Regions from separate parts of the Homo sapiens genome. Here region 2 is linked to region 1. A link is a loop called in an ENCODE intact Hi-C map of the cell type or tissue named here. Cell type or tissue: endothelial cell of umbilical vein. All regions are shown on one strand. Each heading gives the region's core, and the rest is flanking DNA. Links, peaks and the distances in the headings are about the cores only.

Evidence for each region. Hi-C counts contacts between places; a loop is a spot of excess contacts. Peaks named below come from ENCODE experiments on the same cell type or tissue, not always from the same donor. Only the 100,000 strongest peaks of a DNase experiment are listed, where the experiment ranks them.
Region 2: it touches region 1 in a loop (10-fold over the local background); 2 of 110 quality-filtered maps call a loop at or near these places.

The regions. Positions count from the first base shown.
Region 1 is chr13:44,237,723-44,247,840 of GRCh38, reverse strand. No RefSeq gene overlaps it. Among named protein-coding and RNA genes, the nearest start is that of MIR8079, 47 kb to the right of the region's middle. In endothelial cell of umbilical vein, for the core only: a CTCF peak has its summit at 4,381; a DNase peak (open chromatin) is centred at 4,440; H3K27ac peaks cover 1,008 bases.
Region 2 is chr13:44,464,157-44,474,274 of GRCh38, reverse strand. All of the region lies in intron 1 of TSC22D1 (TSC22 domain family member 1), which reads left to right. It overlaps LOC124903167 (a long non-coding RNA gene), which reads right to left. Exons shown (of 4, transcript XR_007063778.1): 4 at 9,584-9,654. Among named protein-coding and RNA genes, the nearest start is that of TUSC8, 63 kb to the right of the region's middle. In endothelial cell of umbilical vein, for the core only: a CTCF peak has its summit at 3,104 (motif pointing right); DNase peaks (open chromatin) are centred at 2,474 and 3,204; H3K27ac peaks cover 847 bases.

The DNA of each region.
Region 1 (10,118 bases), core at 1,200-9,199:
AGTGGCGTGATCTCGGCTCACTGCAACCTCTGCCTCCCAGGTTCAAGGAATTCTCCTGCCTCAGCCTCCCAAGTAGCTGGGACTATAGGCGCATGCTGCCATGCATGGCTAATTTTTTGTATTTTAGTAGAGATGGGGTTTCACCATGTTGCCAAGGCTGGCCTCGAACTCCTGACCTCAGGCAATCCACCCACCTTGGCCTCCCAAAGTGCTGGGATTACAGGCATGAGCCACCGTGCCTGGCCTCTTTCAGGACTTTTCTAACATGATTATTTGAGTGAAATAATTTTCAGGTATATATGTTACATCGCTGAATATCTATCTGCCAATCCTCTGTGAGGACATAGAAAAAGCACAATCTCTATGGAGCCCAAAATAGGTAACATTAACTAGCACTGCTTTAAAGACATTTACACAAACCAACAATTCTTACGACAATCCTATTAATATAGCCTTTTCAGGATGAGGAAACTCAGCAAAGAGATGGTAAATAACTCACACATGAGACAGTTCACAGCCTCCACTGTTCATACTTGGTTCATGTATGATTCATTTATTGGTTCAATAAATATTTATTGGCTGCTCTGTCTAGGTGCTGTTCTAGGCACTGGCTGTGCAGCAGTGAACAGACCTATGGCAAATCCCTGAACACATGGAGCTTACGTTTGAGTGGGAGGCGACTCTCAGAATGCAAATTTTATATGTAGCGTGACATCAATGCCTTCTCTATCAGTCCCTTTTGCATTACTATAAAGAAATACCTGAGACTGGGCAATTTATAAAGAAAAGAGGCTTATTTGGCTTATGGTTCTGCAGGCTGTACAAGCATGGCACCCCAATCTGCTTGGCTTCTGGTGAGGTCTCAGGGAGCTTTTACTCATGGCAGAAGGTGAAGGGGGAGCGGGCATGTCACATGGCGAAGGAGGGAGCAAGAGAGAAGAGGAGGAGATGTCAAGCACTTTAAACAACCAACTCTGACATGAACTAATAGAGAACTCACTTATCACCAAGGGGATGGCACCAAGCCATTCATGATGGATCTGCCCCCATGACCCGAACACCTCCTACTAGGCCCCACCTCCAACATTTGGAATTACATTTCAGTATGAAACTTGGAGGGAGACACACATCTAAACTATATCACCTTCTGAAGCACCTAGCTGGCAAAGGCTGTTTTTTGTTGTTTTTTTTTTTTTTTTTTTGCAGTGGGTGTGTGCTTTAGTGAGTTAATTTTACACCATTGAGTTCCATAGTAACAGACATTGGGTTGCTGTCTTATACCTCACGTGCATCCATGTGAGGGGGTGTTTGAGAACTGTGGGTTCTTTTTAAAGATTATGAAACGATCGGTCCCTTGCTAATTAAGACGTTTTGCCTAATGGGGCAAAAACTGTATTTCATTTGGGGCAGGGGAGGGTCTCAGCAAGGAAGAAAGCCGGAAGCTGAGCTCTCAGTGTGGACTTTTTGGTTCAGTCCTTCTGTCCACACTGCAGGCTGCTTTGCTTCTCTTGGATTTGTGCTGCTTAGGTATGAGCTGCATTCAATGGAGGATGAGAAACGTGCGGAGGCTGGCTCTCTAAGCATCCAAACACCTCTCCCCCTTTGATGTTAGCTCCCAGCACTTCTTGCCATCATAGCAGCAAAGACCATGGGCTCCTTTTCTTTTCTTTCTTTCTTTCTTTTTTTTTTTTTTGAGGCGGAGTCTCCCTCTGTTGCCTGGATGGAGTGCCGTGGCACGATCTCGGCTCACCACAACCTCTGTCTCCTGGGTTCAAGCGATTCTCCTGCCTCAGCCTCCCAAGTAGCTAGAATTACACGTGCCCACTACCACATCTAGCTAATTTTTGTGTGTTTAGTAGAGATGGGGTTTCACCATGTTGGCCAGGCTGGTCTCAAACTCCCGACTTTAAGTGATCTGCTGCCTTGGCCTCCCAAAGTGCTGGGATTACAGGCGTGAGCCACCGCACCCGGTCCATGGGCACCTTTTCTTATGCCCAACTTCTGAAATAACTGGCTTACTTAAAGGCTTGCCAAATGTAGAATGGATAAGTGAAAACATCCCAAGACCAAGACTCATGATAACTAGTTTCTGGTCTTAACTCTAAGAATAAGTAGCTGGAAACTTGGTCAGCACTCAGGGTTTCTGGGCCTCCATATCCTTGTTTTTGAGATGAGAAAGTAAAATCGCAGGTCCCTTCAAACTCAGACCACTGCATATTGTCTCTGCTCCAGGAATTCTTATTTGTAATAATAATAGCTTGTAACTTACATTGTACTTCTGCCTCATAGTGAATCCTAAATGGTAAACCACAAACAGAATCAACCCTGACTTCCTATAGAGCGCCAAGGAGCTGAGAGGTCTCTCTGTCAGGAAAGAGGAAAATTCTATTATTGTTATTGTTATGATTATCAATCATTTATTGGACAACTTGGAATATTCCAGGCACTGTGCTAAATGCTTTATGTATATTATTTCCTTTGATGTTTCAACAATACTGTGGTTTGGTACTTTAATTTTCCTCATTTTATAAACAAGTAAACCAAAGGTCAGAAAGGTTAATCAACTTATCCAGGCTCACATGCTAACAAGTGGTAGAGAGGGATCAAAACCAGGTTTGTGTGGTTTCAAAATCTGTATTTCAGAAAAGATATGTCAAATAGGTATTTACTCTGCACCCAAATGGCGTGTGTGTGTGTGTGTGTGTGTGTGTGTGTGTGTGTGTGTGTGCAGGTATATGAAGGTATTGCTGTCTTGCTGTGAGAGCACTTCTTTTTCCTTTTATCTGCCTCAATTCTGCAGTGGGAAGTCTGTCCATTCCATGGAGATTATCAGCTGAAACAAGGCTGTTTCCCGTCAGACCTGCTTAAGCCATGTCAAGGTGTAAGAGTAACTGGATGCTTTACGTAAACAAAAGGACAAATGAAGGCCAAGCTGGAGTCTCACCTACCTGACTTTTACAGCAGTAAGAGCCTTAATAGGGGCATCAGCGATCTTTATATAAAAACCTAAAATGATTCGCAAAGGGGAAACTGGGATTGTTGGGATTGTTAAAACTTTTGATGACTTTTGTGACCATTAATTACAGTTGCTGAAATGCCTTTCCATAAAGAAGACAACTTCATTCAACTCTTCAATCTCAAGATTACAGCCATTTTCTGCACAGAGAAGGGTACACACTGAGGCATCCACAAGACCTTGATTTCAAACAAATTTGTCTTCCTTTCAGTTAACACTAACAAAGCTACCATTGATGGAAACTAAAGGCATTAAAACCCAGAGCACATCCCCCAGCATGAGAAAATGAATCAGACGATGACCGCTTTGAGAAATGGGCTCTGTGCTGGGACACACTGGGCTGTCTCCTCAGTACAGTCCCAGGCAGGACTTCATTATAAACCGCAGCCCCACCTCACACAGCGCCTCCTCAGCATGACTCACTCACAAAATCATCCCTGCTGGTGGGATGGCCGGCCTCTAACGATGGATTTGCTGTGCTGTTTCATGGAAAACAACAACAACAACAACAAAAAACACACCATAAACCAAAGACTTAATGTCCAGCTGGTGGCTGGGACACCTTGGTGAAGAGGACCCAGTAAACTCAGGGAGGCTAGTGGTGCTGTTTGTGTCTCATGTGGCCCACACCAGCCCACTGGCTGTTCACAATACATTCATCTAGTGTTACTTCAGGGGGCCTCCAGGCCGACCTCCTAACTGAAAACATCATAGACCTTTCACGCAAGTGTTCAACGTGCTGGTGTTTACTCCTGCTGCTGGGCATTCAAAACAACTGCTGATCCCTCATGTTCTCCTTACCTTTGTTCCCCTCCTTGCGAGTTGGGTGTAGGCCCCAATCAGCCTCTGCAGGCCTCTCTGAACCTCATGGTCTGAGTTTGAGGGGACCCAAGAGCTTGCCTTCTTATTTTACAGATGGGGATACAGAGGCCCAGAGACTCTGTGCACCTTGTCAAGGTCCCAGCGCTAAGTCTAGAAACTAGCTGTCATGTCATATCCCTTGGTCTCGGGATATTTTCACTTATCCATTCAACACGTGACAAGCATTTCAATAAGCCAGCTCTTTGAGGAGCTGGGAACAGGGAGATGAAATGGGCCTCTGCCCTGAGCAGCCCCTGGTCTTTGATGTTATGATGGCAAGAAGCACTGGGAGCTAACATCAAAGGGAGAGAGGCCTTCGGATGCTTAGAAAGAGTCTCCCCACAGTTGCTATCCTCCTCTGAATGCGGCTCAAACCAAATCAGCACAAATCCGCTAAATAAAACCACTGGAAAACAAGGTCAAAGTGACAGAGGCCAAGAGCACCAACAAAAGTGCCTTCTTATCCATCTTGGAGCCAAGCTGAAGAGCGGCCCCAAGTGACCAACGGTGGGACTCACGGCTGGGCCTTGTCCCCCCACCCCAGCACAGCCTTGGATGAATCACACACCAGAGAACAACAGGGCTATTTCTCACCAGTCATTTGTCAAGCTGACATCCCTGCCTAGAGTTATTTAGGGCTTTCTAAAGACACTTCTTTCCCTCCCTGCCGCAGGAAGCACCTGCACGGCTGTTGAGTTGTGGTTTTGCTCAATAGCGCTTTGATATCCCTTAAGGCCTTCATCAATTACTCTTCTGTCCCTGATGGGTTGGACTTTGGCTGAGGCAAAGACAGGGAAGCTTAGAGAGGATGATGGAGAGGAAGAGGATGGTGAGTTCCTCTGAGATCTGAGGCCAGCCACTGTCTGGAGGTGGGCTCTTATTGATTTCTGTGGGGGAACCTTCAGGAGAGGACAGTCTGAGTTCTTGGCCAGCTGGACTTGGACCATAACTGCCATGTTCCCATGAGGACAGGTCCCCCTCCTGGAACAGAGCTATGCTCCTGCCAGCTACTTAGAGGAAAAGAGCAGGCCTGTCAGATGAGTGTGACTGGAGCAAACCTGGTCTTCCGATTCAGCTAAATGACATAAGGCAGAGGGGACTTGGAGCGGGATCAGGGAAGAAAAACGGAAATAATGAGAAGACTCAGTGAATGGATCTCTGAAAGCAGTTAGGAGAATTTGAGTTGTTGAGTCTAGAGGAGGCAAGAGTGAACTAAGAATTAGCTTTGATTATAGGCAGAAAAACTGTGCATAAATTAGTGGTCATTTCTACTGAAAATATGGTGTGGGTTGGATTCTTGCTTCCATGGCTGCCCGAGGATTTTGCTCCAGTGTGCTGGCCTGTCTGGGTTATTGCATTATTCTTATTCATGAGGTGGTGGGTCTCCTTCCTTGGAGATTTGCATGAATGGAAATGACATCCTCCCAGATGGAATGGTTTAGGGAAAGTCTTCACGACACATATGTTTCTTCCCTTCAGTTTGCACTGCCCAACATCCCAGCTTGACCCTTATGTCTGAATCAGTTTAGCAGCCTCTTGACTAGTATACAGATGTTCCATCTCTGCCTCCTTCAGTCCACTCTGCCTATGGAGGTCCCACTTATCTTCCTTAAATTCATCTTGGATAATGGCAATGTCCTGCTAAAAATATGTTGATGCCTATTTATTTATTCATCCAACAAATACTGAGCACCTATTGTCTTGAGCACCGATTATGTGCCTGCTGCTTACTCCCGGGCATACAACATGGCACAAAGTGTAGTAGGGCCTCATCAAGGCATTCACTCAGCCTTCCTGTCCTTGTCCTGGAACCTTTTAAGGCCTCATCATCTGCTTTTAACAGATCTTTCTGACCTTTTGCCCACACAAAACCTTTTCTTCCAGCCTAGCCCATTCACCATGATAACCCACCTGGTGTCTTTCTTGTCACCCCAACTTCTGGATAGACTATCCTTATTCGGAGCCCATCTCTCCTGTGAAGCTAACACAAGTCTCCTTGCCTTTAGGAGGATTTCCATGGCCGCTTGGGTTTTAGAATTCTCTAGCACCTCTGTCCCCACAGTGTTTCTTCCTTAGCACTGGGTATGTTCTTCCTGAGTGGAGAGAACTGGCAGCTGCTGTGCCTGCCCTGACCTCCTGTGGCCTCACTCGCCGTGGACAAGTCCTGAGAGAGCTGGAACCTGTGGACATTCTTTCCCTGTCCGTGCTCTGCTGTGGATGATGACAGGGGCAGCTCAGGTGTTTGCTGGGGCTTCCAGAGCATTTGACACCATTAAGAAGACGGAGAGTATACTGAATGTCTAAACTTAAAGGGGGAGAGGCTTTGGGGATCATTTAATAAAACGACCTTGTTTTGCAGATATGGAAACTGAGAACCAGAGAAACTGATTTACCCAAAACCACAAGGTGACGTAGTAGCAGAGTCAAATCTTGTCCACTGTTAAGTTTAGCCTAAAGCTCCCTCCTTATATATTTTAAGTTCATCCTAAAGGTTTCTTCATACATAGTGAGCTGTAACCTAATGGATGTGTGAACAGACTGTAACTTGCTGTTGTGCCAATCATCAAGTTTTGGCCAGTCAAGGCCGTCCAACTGTTTAAATGGTGTTCAATAAGGTAAACACTGAGCTGTGATCAATCTGGCTGTTTCTGTACCTCAATTCTGTTTTCTGTGCATCACTTTCCTTTTTCTGTCCATAAATCTTCTTTGTCACCGTGGCAGCAACAGAGTCCCTCTGAACCTATTCTGGTTCTGGGGCTACCAAGTCATGAATTATTCTTTGCTCAAGTAAACTCTGTTAAATTTAATTTGTCTAAGATTTTTCTTTTAACTAAACTATCCTGTCTCCATATAGTTCAGCAGTTGGAATCCTAAGGAACCTAACATTTCAGGACACACGTAAAACAAATAGAAAGTGTATTAATTTCCTATTGTGCTTGTGACAGATAACCATAGATTTAGTGGCTTACACAAGACAGATTTATTATCTTGCAGTCTGTAGGTCAGAAGTCTAACATGGGTCTTACCAGGCTGAATTCAAAGTGTTGACAGTGCTGTGTTCCTTTCTGGGGGCCCCAGGGAAGAATCTGTGTTTCTACCTTCTCTACTTTCTACAGGCTGCTGGTACCCCTTGTGGCTCCTTCTTCCATCTCCCAGGCCAGCAATGTCAGGCTGAGCTTTTCTCACATTGTCTCATGGACTGACCTAATCTTCTGCCTCCTCCTTCTATTTTTAAAGACCCTTGTGATTACATTGGGCCCATCTGGATAATCCAGGATAATCTCCCATTTTAAGTCATTGTAATAGCAATCTCAATTCCCCTTTGGCCATACAACATTACATATTCATGGGTTCCAGGGATTAGGATGTGAGTATCTCTGGGCAGCCATTATTCTACCTACTACAGGAAAGAGGAAAATGAGGACAAAAACTCCACACACTCTCTCTTGCTTTCTCAATTTCTTTAATTCTCTATGAGGAGAAACAGTTAATTTGAAGATGTTCTAGACCTCTATATTCAACCTCAGGATTTTGTTCTGAGTCATGATCTGGTGAATTTGGTCAAGACACGAAGGAAAGGAATAAAGATGCCAAAACATACAGAAAAGAGGCTCACAAATGTTGACTAAGAGGGTTTAAGAACTAAGAGGAGACCCTCTAGTTTTTGTTTGTTTGTTCTTTTGTTTTTTGAAACTGAGTCTCACTCTGTTGCCCAGGCTGGAGTGCTGTGGTGCAAACTTGGCTCACTGCAACCTCCGCCTCCCAGGTTCAAGCAATTCTCCTGCCTCAGCCTCCTGAGTAGCTGGGATTACAGGTGCATGCCATCACCCCTGGCTAATTTTTGTATTTTTAGTAGAGACGGGGTTTCGCCATGTTGGTCAGGCTGGACTCGAACTCCTGACCTCAAGTGATCCACCCACCTTGGCCTCCCAAAGTTCTGGGATTACAGGCGTGAGCCACCATGCCCAGCTGACTCTCTAGTTTCTAATGGCTTGAGAATTCCCCTCTTTAAGGGTATGGGCTTAATTTGCAAAAGGTGAGTTGATGTGAGACATCTAGATGGAACGCCCAACTTCAAGGCCTATTGGTCAGTAAAATCAGCTAATAAGAGTGGAGGGAGTGGGGGAATGTCCCAGAAAATTTAAGGAAGGAATCAACTAATTTCAAGTTGGAAGGGTTTTACGGACTCATGATCTCACAGAGTCTAAAGGACCTTAGGAACTTCCTTGTCCAGCCTCACACCAAACGCAAGACGGCCATAGATCTTCACCCTTTTTTGTGAGGCTCTGGTTAGGGGTAGGAAATCATCTAGATTCCCTTAGATCTTCTCTAATTCTCTGAGTCCATCACAAATTTCATCTCTAATTAATTATTGGTATTGATGGAAAAATCAGGCAAACGATTCTTTCTGATTTTTTCTCTGCCAGAACACTAGGATGTTGATTGTTACTATATCTTCGTGTGGAGGGTCTAAGATCTCCTAGGCCACATGTAGTATTTAATCCTCACTTATGAGACTGTGAGGACAGGGAGAGAGATCCGAGGGAGGAAATATCTGCTAGCAGACTTGGTGGCCTTCACGGAGGTCTCCTCCTCAGATGTTGTAGTGGCTGTTGTTCAATCTGCCTAGCACCCCTCTCCCACCTCTTCTGGTAACAGACCCAGTTCCTTTAGCTGCTTAGGGGGAACATGTCATAGTGAATGGGCCAATCCACATAATTCCTAGAGGAACTTTTCAATCCTTGTGGGTTGGGAGATGCCTATCTACTCAGGTCACAAGCTTCGGGGAAGTACACGTTGCTGATGGCCACATCCCCACCTTATGGAGAGTGAGCAGGTCTGGGAAGACGGCATCAGACAGGAGCACAAAGGAGAGGGAGGGAGTCCTGAGGGTGTTTTCAGGTCCCTCAGTCCACCATCCTTCGTTATGGTTCAGTTACATGAACAAATACATTTCCCTTTCAGGCTTAAGCTAGTTTAAGATGTATTTCTTCTATTGGCAACCCATGAGTCCTGAGTAATTTAGAATTTTTCATTCTCAGTTTTCCTGCTTTCTAGAGAGTTGGAAGAATGAACTAAAGATCAGAAACTTTTCTTCTCAGAGTCCAACTGGTCCATGATGGTTTGGGGAAGAACCTGCAGAAAGAGAGGGCAGGAAATTAGCAAGGTGAGAAATCACAAAGGTTCTTATATACAGGATCCAGTTGGTGAATTGCAGGGTCCTGTTATCTTTGCTCCTTTTTAGATCTCCACTTGCCTAAAATAAATCATGACCCTACACTTTCAAAGATCCAGGCCAACCTTGGGGCCCCAAGGTGAGTTTTTTTCTGTCTTGTGAAACTGGTGCTACTTGTGTGGTGTAAATCAGAGGGTTAGCAAGTATTCAGTGGATTTGCTGGTAAGCCCAACCTTTTGACAAAAGAGGGGGAAGAAAGAAATAAAAGTAGGGGTGGGGGAAGTAAGCTAGAAGAATAAGGAGAGAGATAGAGATGTGACTCCATCAACAAAATACTGATTGAGTATCTTCTACGTGTAAGACTGTGCTAGTTTCAACTTGCCATTCTAAATCAACAAATAGAACCCTTATTTGTGACTACAGAGGCTGAGAGTTAGGTGTGTCTGGTGTAAGACAGATGCACACCCAGGTATGACCAGCAAGCAGCAAAGTCAATAGGCAATTACTCAGGAAGGCTGTTATGGAAGGAATGAGAATGAATGGGCCCACGCTGACTTAGAAATTAAGTTAAAACATATGGCAAATGTTTTTCTGATATGCACTTAAAGCCTGGAACAGTCCAAGAGGCCCTGGGTTTCCCTGAGAGGGAGGCTTTTAGGAAGAGTGTAGGCTGCCTGTGGCTGCTGCACCTAACTGGATTACAGGCCTCTGTGACGCTGCCCATCACATCTGCTTTTCAGTAATGCCGTAGGGGAGGCAAGCTGTCCCCTTAGACCCTTAGCATGATCTGTCTATGGGTTTCACATTTTTTCCTGGCAGAGTTAGTTTTTCGTGTTTGTTTTGTGAAGAAAAACTTTGTATACTTCTTTCCTTTTTTTTCCTTTGCAATAAAGTGTTGAACAAAATGTATACTATTTTGTCCAAACTTTTTAAGCTTCCAGATTTGGATATGGTGTTTATGTCTGTGGCTTTTAGAAAGTCTGAATGGATCTGAAAGGTCAGAAAATACCTAAACATTTGACTCTACCCTTCAGCTCACACGTGATTGGCTGTGCATTGTTTTAT
Region 2 (10,118 bases), core at 1-8,000, 230 kb before region 1:
AAAGCCACCATAGTCTGTAGCGTGAAGCTTTTCCTATAGTCTAGTGATAATCCTGCTGTGAGTACCTCACTGTAATTCAAATAATTGTGGAAGGAATTGTCTCTCAGTTGTCCTAAGTCCTGCCTAGTACCTTGAAAAGCAGTTGGTTTCTAAATACTCAGCTTGGAGGGTGAAATAAGGTTCAGTTCAGCCATTTTAGTTCTTTGCTTTGTTTTTCCCAGCTGGAAAAATTTTAAAGCTATTTTAAAAATCACTTGGAGGATTATTTGGAGATCATGATAGAAATTTTTTACTGGTTAACTGAGATGAATTGTATAGTCCTTTTTTAGCTTAAGATCTTTAAACATTTAGTTGCATAACAGCTTTTTAATTTGTTGGACTCCTCAGTTGAAGCCATTACAAATTGGCTTAAAATTGTAAAAGATTGAGTATTATATTGAGCCTTTCTATCAGAAAACATTAGCTTAATTAGTCTATAATTAAAGATGATGTTAGCTGTACTTTAGTTTGTCTTAGGAATAGAGGTCCTCAAATTATATGTAAACCATCAGTTGCATGGTTCTTTTGAAATGTGGATTTTTGTGAATGCTTAATAAAGCTGGCCTGACTAGCTTAATTTAAAAATATATACATCTATGCTAAATATATACACACACACACACACACACATATATACTGCTTCTACTGTTTGTATAACTTAAACTGATTTGCATGCTGACAAAAGTACTCATCCAATTGTACAGTTTTATTTTTATTTATTTATTTATTTTTTATTTTTAGAGTCAGGGGTCTTGCTCTGTCGCCCAGGCTGGAGTCCAGTGGCATGATCTTGGTTCACTGCAACCTCGACCTCCTGGGCTCAAGAGATCCTCCTGCCTCAGCCTTCCAAGTAGCTGGGACTACAGGTGTGTGCCACCATGCCCAGCTAATTTTTGTATTTTTTGTAGAGATGGGTTTTCACCATGTTGCTCAGGCTGGTCTCAAACTCCTGACCTCAAGTGATCCACCTGCGTTGGCCTCCCAACGTGCTGGGATTACAGGCCTGTGCCGTTGTGCCTGGCCTCCAGTTGTATAGTTTTAAATGAATGTAAAATACTTGAGTGATTGGTAGATTTAATATTATTTAATAAATTTAATATTTTAAATCTAAAAATGCATTAATCAGTTTGAATAAAAGATGTACATTGGGTCTGCAATTCCGTTTTAAAAAGAGGAATTCCCCTGCACAAGCTCTCTCTCTTTGCCTACTGCCATCTATGTAAGACGTGACTTGCTCTTCCTTGCCTTCCGTCATAATTGGGCTTCCCTGGCCACGTGGAACTGCAAGTCCAAGTAAATCTCTTTCTTTTTTAAATTGCCCAATCTCAGGTCTTTATCCACAGCATGAAAATGGACTACTGCAGTTGTACAATTAGATGTGGAGCTTATTTTGAGAAGAATTTGAGGGATAGAAGGAATGTTCAAAAATATATACCTCAAAACAAAGAAAATTGCCTTTCCTTGAAGATTAGGTCATGGCTCACTGCAGTCTCAACCTCCCAGGCTCAGGCAAAGGCAGTCCTCCCACCTCAGCCTCCAGGGTAGCTGGGTCTACAGGCACATGCCACCACAACCGGTTAATTGTATAGCCAGGGTTTCACCATTTTGTCCAGGGTGGTCTCAAATTCCCGGACTCAAGTGATCTGCCCACCTCAGCCTCCCACAATATTGGGGTTACAGGCGAGGACTATGCTTTTTCATGTTTCCGTTTTAGGGACCTGGTACACATAGCAGGTCCTCATATGTTTGTTGAGTGAGTGAGTGGGTGAGAGGGGAGACAGAAATCAGATATGTCAATGGTTGAGAGTGTCTGAAGGATTGATACCAGTGTGCAAAGTAAAACATGCTGTCTCATATGAAAAAAAAGGAACAGTTCTCAAGTTGTGAGACAAAAGAGATGACCAGTATTTGTTAAATAGAAGAATTCAAAGGATGCTGTATAACAGAAAAATGCCACAGTTTATCTTTGCATTTGTGACCCCTCTTTATTCCAGGGGTCACATTCTAAGACTCCCCATGGATGCCTGCAACTGAGGATAGGATCAAAACCAATATTCAGTATGTTTTTTCCCTATACATACATACCTCTGATAAAGCTTAATTTATAAATTAGGCACAGTAAGAGATTAACAACAACAGTAATAGAACAATTATAACAATATGCCAGCATTACTACTCTTGCACTTTGGGGCTATGAAGTAAAATAAGGGTTACTTGAATCCTCCAATCACTTTGACACGCTGACAGTGGATCTGATAACTGAGACAGTTACTGGGTGACTAATGGGCAAGTAGTGTATACAATGTGGATCTGCTGGACAAAGGGAGGATTTCAGCACATAATTTAACATTTATGACTTATTTCTGGAATTTTCCACTTAATATTTTTGGAGTATAGGTAACTAAAATTATGGAAAGTGAAACCACAGATAAGGGAGGACTCCTGTAATTGGTAGTTTATATTTTCACAGGATAAGCTTTCAATATTTTATTTGTCAAAGGAGACTTAGTCATCACTTAACAATTTTCTAAAAGTAATTATTGTAGATGATGCTCTGAAACTGCCAGTGGTTCTGTATTTTAATTCACTGTTTTAGAACTATTCTCTTATACGTCAATATGATGTTAAGAAACTTAAGTCTATTTAGGTTCATTGAAGAGTCTGAACAATCTAAAAATTATAAGTTTAGTAAAGATATAGAAATTTACCATACTTAATCTCTACTTGTAGTTAAAAATTGATCAAGCAATGCTATCTAGTAAGTTTTGCAGTTCTATTTATTTAACATTCCGGCTATTTAACTGTCAGAAAGGAAAGTGTGATGGTAAGAGTTTATCAAGAGATCCAAGTGCTACACAATTGCATTTCCACATCTTATGTTGGAAGAGATAATTTAGTTTTGACCTGAGAAATAATTTCATTTCAAACAAATTTCAGTGCATTTTAGCTAATGTCAGCATGAGTATTTAATATTTTAAAATAACTTTATCTTGATTAATATTTTTTCAAATAAGCACATTTTTTAAAATTAGAAAATTTATGGTAAAGTATGAAGTACTTTTGAACAGGTACCACAAGGTGGCAGGATTGTATTTTGTAGATTCTTTTTGCTTTGATGAACAGCAAACCATTGGTTATCTAAAATCTAAGTTTTCCAGATAGTTGGCTATTACACACTTTATATGCCAGAACTTTTAAATTTTAACTTTTTTGATGGAAAACTAAACTATATTTCACATTTCCTGATTTCTTAAGCAGTAGAATATAACTTATCTGTTGTCAGTGAGCCATTTGAATGTATTATTGGATGTGATTAAGATGGAGTGGTCAGTAACAGTAGTGTGGAGGGAATAAGGACTGGTCCCAGCAGAGACTCTGGACCGTGACTCTTAAAAGCTGGGTCTGACGTCAACTTGCTTTTTGCTTTATCTGCATTTTTTTCCTATTGGAGGTGAAGTGAATCATGTGAAGTGCCAGCCTCTGGTGTGGTACAACATGGCTGCTTTCCTGCAAAATTAAATAGCAAATGAAGGCAGACATTGCCTTCTCCCAGCGGCTTTTGTGACACAGGGTATTTGGGGGAAGGAAAATAAACTATGAGGCCTTAAAATTTCTTCTTCAAACACCAGTATCGTAAAGGTAGCACCAGACCATGAGGAATGAGTTCTGTAGTTATGAGAAATATTAGAAACAAATCTAACTGCTCATGGAGCAACTTTAAGGAATCTTTCCTATAAAAATATTTTAGACTCTGAGTTGTACATCATTTGTATGAATGAGATAATAATAATTATAAAGGATGTGGCCAGACGCGAATCTATTTTCCTTTCGAATCCAATTACCTGCTCTGGTAATTGGAGAGCTGTTTCAAGGCAGTTTATGCCTTTATTGGTGATACAACAAGCAGTGGGTAAAATCTTCATCCTTTGGACTTCTTGGTTTGCTCATTAGTGGATACTGTGTTTCCCTTTCCACAGGCTTCCAGGTCTGGAGTTGTTCTGCGAACCTGTTATAAAAGATTTGACTAGGGGGAAGTTTTCTTTCATATTTGTTCCCTTCATTAATTACTTGCATATTTTTCTAATCTTTTAAAAGATGAATCAGTTTAACATCACATAAGCACTAAGAAAGCAACAGTTGAGCCCTACCTTAAGGGGAGAGGAGAGGGCATGGTTTCCAGCAGCAATCCTTTCTCTGGCTCTCTAAAATGTTTATCTACCTGTCACTTTCTTACTCATATGGATTTTGCATGATGGCTGCATAAATCATCATATTTCCCCCCTCATCTTAAATTCAGTCCTCAAGGGGTAATGGAGAACTTTTATAAGAGCTCCAGAGAAGCCACAGGAAATAACTGATAAATTAGCTCCACCTGAAATGGATATTAGGGCATCGTCAATTGACTCTTCTCAGTTCTGCTTGGTAGTAGAACTTTTTTTTAAACTTCATAGTAGACGAGTAAGTGGAACTTTCATGACTTAAATAGATAGATAAATTTCACTAGCTTGTACTTCTAGGATTGGGTACATTTTCCTCTTGGCATGGTACTATGTGTTTTCAAGTAAAAATAATACAATTCAAGTCTGACAAACTGGCTCAGTGAATTATACAAGATTCGTGCTTTAAAACACAGTCTACACCCTCCCTGTTGCTTTGGGGCAGAGTTTTTGAGTAATTGGACATCTAAAACTAACTCTGAACTTCAAGATTACCAGAAAGATCAGATGCAAGAGCTTAATTTGTGTTAAGAACATCCTCCTACATATTCTGCCAAAAGTTTAAGAGCTATTAGTAAAAGCAGCTCATTTGAAGTAGTATGAGATTTGAACATTTAACTCCAAGATAGCTAGAATTTTATTAAAACGGATTTAAAGAATTAGCCCACAATTTAAATACTTTTCTCATTTTAAATGTGGCTTAAGATGTATTTGTCTTTATGAAGGAATTTTGGATTAAAAACTGTACTGTAGTTGAATTTAGGAAAGGGAAGCCGGAGATGGGTAGGCGGTGGGTACTTATAGATCTTGAATGCCTGGTTATAAAGATTGGGGGCTTACCCTGTAGGTACCCTGTAATCATTAACAGACTTGTAATTGCATGGGTGACAGGCAGGAAATGTTTTAAGAAAATTAGCCTGAAAGCGCAGGGTGCATTTGCTTGGATCCAGCTGGAGAGAGATTGGAGCCAGATGGACCAGTTGAGATGATATGGCAATCAATAATCTGGAAGTTTTATGATATAAATCTGAATTAGTGTGATGTCAGTAGGAATACAGAAAGAATTTAAAAGCCTTTAAGATATTATTAGGGCAGAATTGATAAAACATAGCAACTTGCTAGGTGAGGTTAAGAAAAAACTATGTTATATAAAATTTCTATTTTTGTTAGAAACAGCAAACTTAGACATAAGCCAGTCTTCTACAGGAAAACTATTTCTGTGCATTTAGCATATTATAAATTCTTCATAATAAAGATGATAATATTTCTTGATATAAAGACCAGTAATAGGAGATACTGTTGATTTTGTGTCTGATTTCAAAGAGTGAAATGGCTAAAGCGACTTGAACATTCCCATAGTATAGCGGTTCCCAAATGCTGGATTAAATACCAGCTACCTCAAAAAATTACTTGGTTTGTTGCAGGTGGAAGGTATCTTAAATAATGCAGAATGTCATGGTTAGGAGCACAGACTGTTTTGAAACCTGGATCCATCTACTATGGGCAAGTTACTTCTCTGTGTCCCAGGTGACTGTTAGGGTTGTTACAGGAACGAAATAAGATGATACATACAAAGTGCTTAGAAAATTGCCTAGCATATTGTAAATGCTGAATAAATGGTAGCAGCTTTTTTAAAAAAAAAATTCAATAGCTTTAGGGGTACAAGTGGTTTTTGGTTACATAGATGAATTGTACAGTGGTGAAGTCTGGGCTTTTAGTGTACCCATCACCCGAATAGTGTACATTGTACCCAACAGGTGATTTTCTATCCCTCACCCCCTTTCTACCTACCCCACTTCTGAGTCTCCAGTGTCCGTTATACAACTCTGTATGCCTTTGCATACCCATGGCTTAGCTCATGTTTATAGGTGAGAACATTTGGTATTTGGTTTTCCATTCCTGAGTTGAGTTTGCTTTGAATGATGGCCTCCAGTTCTGTCCAAGTTGCTGCAAAAGATATTATTTTGTTCTTATATGGCTGTTCTTTTTATTCCATTGTGTGTGTGTGTGTGTGTGCGCGTGTGTGTATAGGTTGATCCCATATTTTTGCAATTGTGAATTATGCTGTGATAACATATGAGTGCTAGTGTCTTTTTTATATAATGACTCTTTTCCTTTTGGTAAATACCCAGTAGTGGGATTGCTGGATTGAATGATAGATCTTCTTTTAGTTTTCTGAGAAATCTCCATACTGTTTTCTACAGAGGTTGTACCAATTTCCCACCAACAGTGTATAAATGTTCCCTTTTCACTGTATCTGTGCCAGCATCCATTGTTTTTTGACTTTAAACAATGGCCATTCTCCCTGGGGCAAGGTGGTATCTCATTGTGGTGGTTTTGATTTGCATTTCCCTGATGATTAGTGATGTTGAGCATTTTTTCCATATGTTTCTTGGCCATTTGTATATCTTCTTTTGAGAAATATCTATTCATATCCTTTGCTCACTTTTTAACGGAGTTATTTTTTTTTCTTGCTGATTTGTTTGAGTTCCTTGTAGATTATGGAGATTATTCCTCTGTCAGGTGTATAGTTTGCAAATATTTTCTCCCATTCTGTAGTTTGTCTGTTTACTCTGTTATTTCTTTTGCTGTGCAGAAGCTTTTAGTTTAAGTAAGTCCCATTTATTTATTTTTGTTTTTGTTACACTTGCTTTTGGGATCTTAGTGATAAATTATTTGCTAAGGCTAGTGTCCAGAAAGTGTGTCCTGGGTTTTCTTCTAGAATATTTATGGTTTCACGTCAGGTATCCATGTCCTTAATCTATCTCAAGTTAATTTTTATATATGGTGAGAGACAGGGAGGGATCCAGTTTCATTCTTCATAGCAGCTATTTTTTTTTGTTTTTTTGTTTATTTTGAGAAGGAGTCTTGCTCTGTTGCCCAGGCTGGAGTACAGTGGCGTGATCTTGGCTGACTGCAACCTCCACCTCCCGTGTTCAAGCAATTCTCCTGCCTCAGTCTCCGGGTAGCTGGGACTACAGGTGTGCACCACCATGCCTGGCTAATTTTTGTATTTTTAGTAGAAATGGGGTTTCGCTTTGTTGGCCAGGCTGGTCTCAAACTCCTGACCTCAAGTGATCTGCCCACCTCGGCCTCCCAAAGTGCTGGGATTACAGGCTTGAGCCACCATGCCCGGCCATAGCAGTTATTGTTGCTAATTTATTATTTTATATCTCTGGAGATTCTAATTCATAAGGTTTGACATTGGGCTCAGGAATCTATATATTGTTTTCTTTTTTTTTTCTTTTTGAGACACGGTCTCATTCTGTCACCCAGGCTGGAGTGCAGTGGTATGATCTCAGCTCATTGCAGCCTTGACGTCCTGGGCTCAGGTGATTCTCCTATCTCAGCCTCCCAAGTAGCTGGGGCTACAGGTATGCATCACAACACCAGGTTGATTTTTTGTATTTTTAGTAGAGACAAGATTTCACTATGTTGTCCAGGCTGGTCTTAAACTCCTGAGCTCAAGCGATTCGCCTGCCATGGCCTCCCAAAGGGCTGGGATTACAGGCATGAGCCACTATGCCCGGCCAAGGAATCTGTATTTTTAAAATATCCCCTCCTGTGACTCTGATTACCAAGTTTGAAAACTTTTGTTGCCACCCACTTATCTACCTCCATATAATAGGATGGTATTTAAACCACTCTGTACATTTTTGTCCTTTATTTTGACATTCCAAAGATGGCCATGTTTTAAAATGGTACGTGCTATTATTTGTATGTGCTAAGTCGCACTGAATAGTTTACCCAAATCCCTCTGGTACTAGTTCTAAGCTTCCACCCTCTCCCTATACCCCTTCCCTAGCTTCTTGAGGATCGTAAATCCTAGCCCTTGGATGCCAGCCCTATGTGCTGCCTTCTTGAGAAGTCTAGATGAGTGCTCCTGGGGGATTGGCCCTCACACTGCAGCTCTGCTTATTTCCAGCCCTGCTTGTGTCCTAGGAATATCCTTGTAAATTTTGTTGGGAAAAATGAACAAACAGTCTTATTTGCTAATTAAAAATTGCAAAGTTTTGTTTGTTTGTTTGTTTGTTTGTTTTTTCTTGAGGCAGAGTTTCGCTCTTGTTGCCCAGGCTGGAGTGCAATGGCACAATCTCAGCTCACTGCAACCTCTGCCTCCTGGGTTCAAGCGATTCTCCTGCTTCAGGCTCCCAAGTGGCTGGGGTTACAGGTGCCTGCCACCACACCTGGCTAATTTTTGTATTTTTAGTAGAGACAGGGTTTCACCACGTTGGCCAGGCTGGTCTTGAACTTTTGACCTCAGGTGATCCACTCGCCTCGGCCTCCTAAAGTGCTAGGATTACAGGCGTGAGCCACTGTGCCTGGCCCAAATTGCCAACTTTTTAATACATAAGTAATATCAGTCGTGGGCTTTGTTGTTGTTTAGAAAATTTCTTCCTAAGAGCTATTCTCCAATGCTCTGATTGCTGCCAGTGCCCCCTCTGGTCTAGTGGTTTGTAGCCCTGGCTTCACATTGAAATCACCTGTGGCAGCTGACTCACACAAGATGAGTACAGTCTGAATCTCTGAGGCATGAGCCTGAACATCTGTATTTTTTAAAAGCTTCCTACATGATTCTGAAGTTCATCCAAGGTTGAGAACCACTGAATTAGTCTCATCATTGTCATGCTCGTGTCCCCCCACAGAGTCCTATTAGAAAAAGGAATGCTTCAGCCATATGACGTGAATATAGCTTTCTTAGCCTGGCAAAGTCTTCGGGGGTAAAGACAAAGTTTAAGCCTGCATTTTTTTTTCCTGGGAGGCTCTCCTTGTATTCCTGTCTCTGTGCTTTAAACCTTCACACATGCTATTTCCATATTAGGTCAAGGTCCTGTGTTACATACTGTCCTAGTACCGTGAAAGTTTCCTTCAGACATTTCTTCTATGCCACGATATATATGTTCCTAAATACCTCATTCTGCAGCATTATGTGTTAAAAATAAGACAGCCTATGAAGAAAACACGGTGGGGGTCAACCACTCAAAACTTGTGCAGCATTGTAACCAGAGCAGTGAGAAAACAAAAAGTTGGTACCAGTTTAGTAAAACAGCAAGCTCTAATGGTAGGTATTAAAAAATACACAAAGAAGAGTGAAATGCTACCAACATTTTAATTAGAGCAGAGGTGGCAGGTGCTGATATAACACAGAAGGAAGTGGAGCTCCAAACCAGGGGCGCTGCAGTAAGGTTGGGTACAAGAGTCAGGGTAACCTGGCATAAGCTGAAAGGAGCACAAAGCTGGTAGGGGCTCCTGGTGGAAGTGCTTGCTTTTAGGTCTTGTTAAATACAAATGAAAAGATTCTTCCTGCTGCTATACAGCAGAGCTGAGAGCTCTTTCCATTCTTGATAAAGGCTGTAATTCACCAGCTGTACTGAGTGCTCTTGTGAAGGAAAAAACCCTGTGAACCAATACAATTTTTGTGTTATGCTGACATCATTATCCCATTTACTAATCACTTAATTGATTTGCCTTCTAGAAGGAATTAATTTGCCTTCCAGAAACATAGGGAAAAAAAAAAGACTATATCACTATGTCACTATCTGTAATCCTAGACAAATTTGATTAAAGTCTGTAAACTCCGTAAGGTCAGTGATGGTGACTATTCTGACTTGTCATCCTCGCAGGCATTTGTTCAATGAGTGAATGACTTCGGTAAAACTTCTCCAAAGAAAATGGTGGGAGTAATATGAACATTACGCTTTTAAAAAAATGGAACAATGAAAGTGACATAACCTTAAAGAAAGTTTAGGAAGTAGAAGACAAAATTACTCCCAGTCTTCTTCTATTACAGTCACACTAAAATACTATTATTATTTTTACATGTCCTTTTATTAGGTCTCTATTGCTACATTACAAGTTACC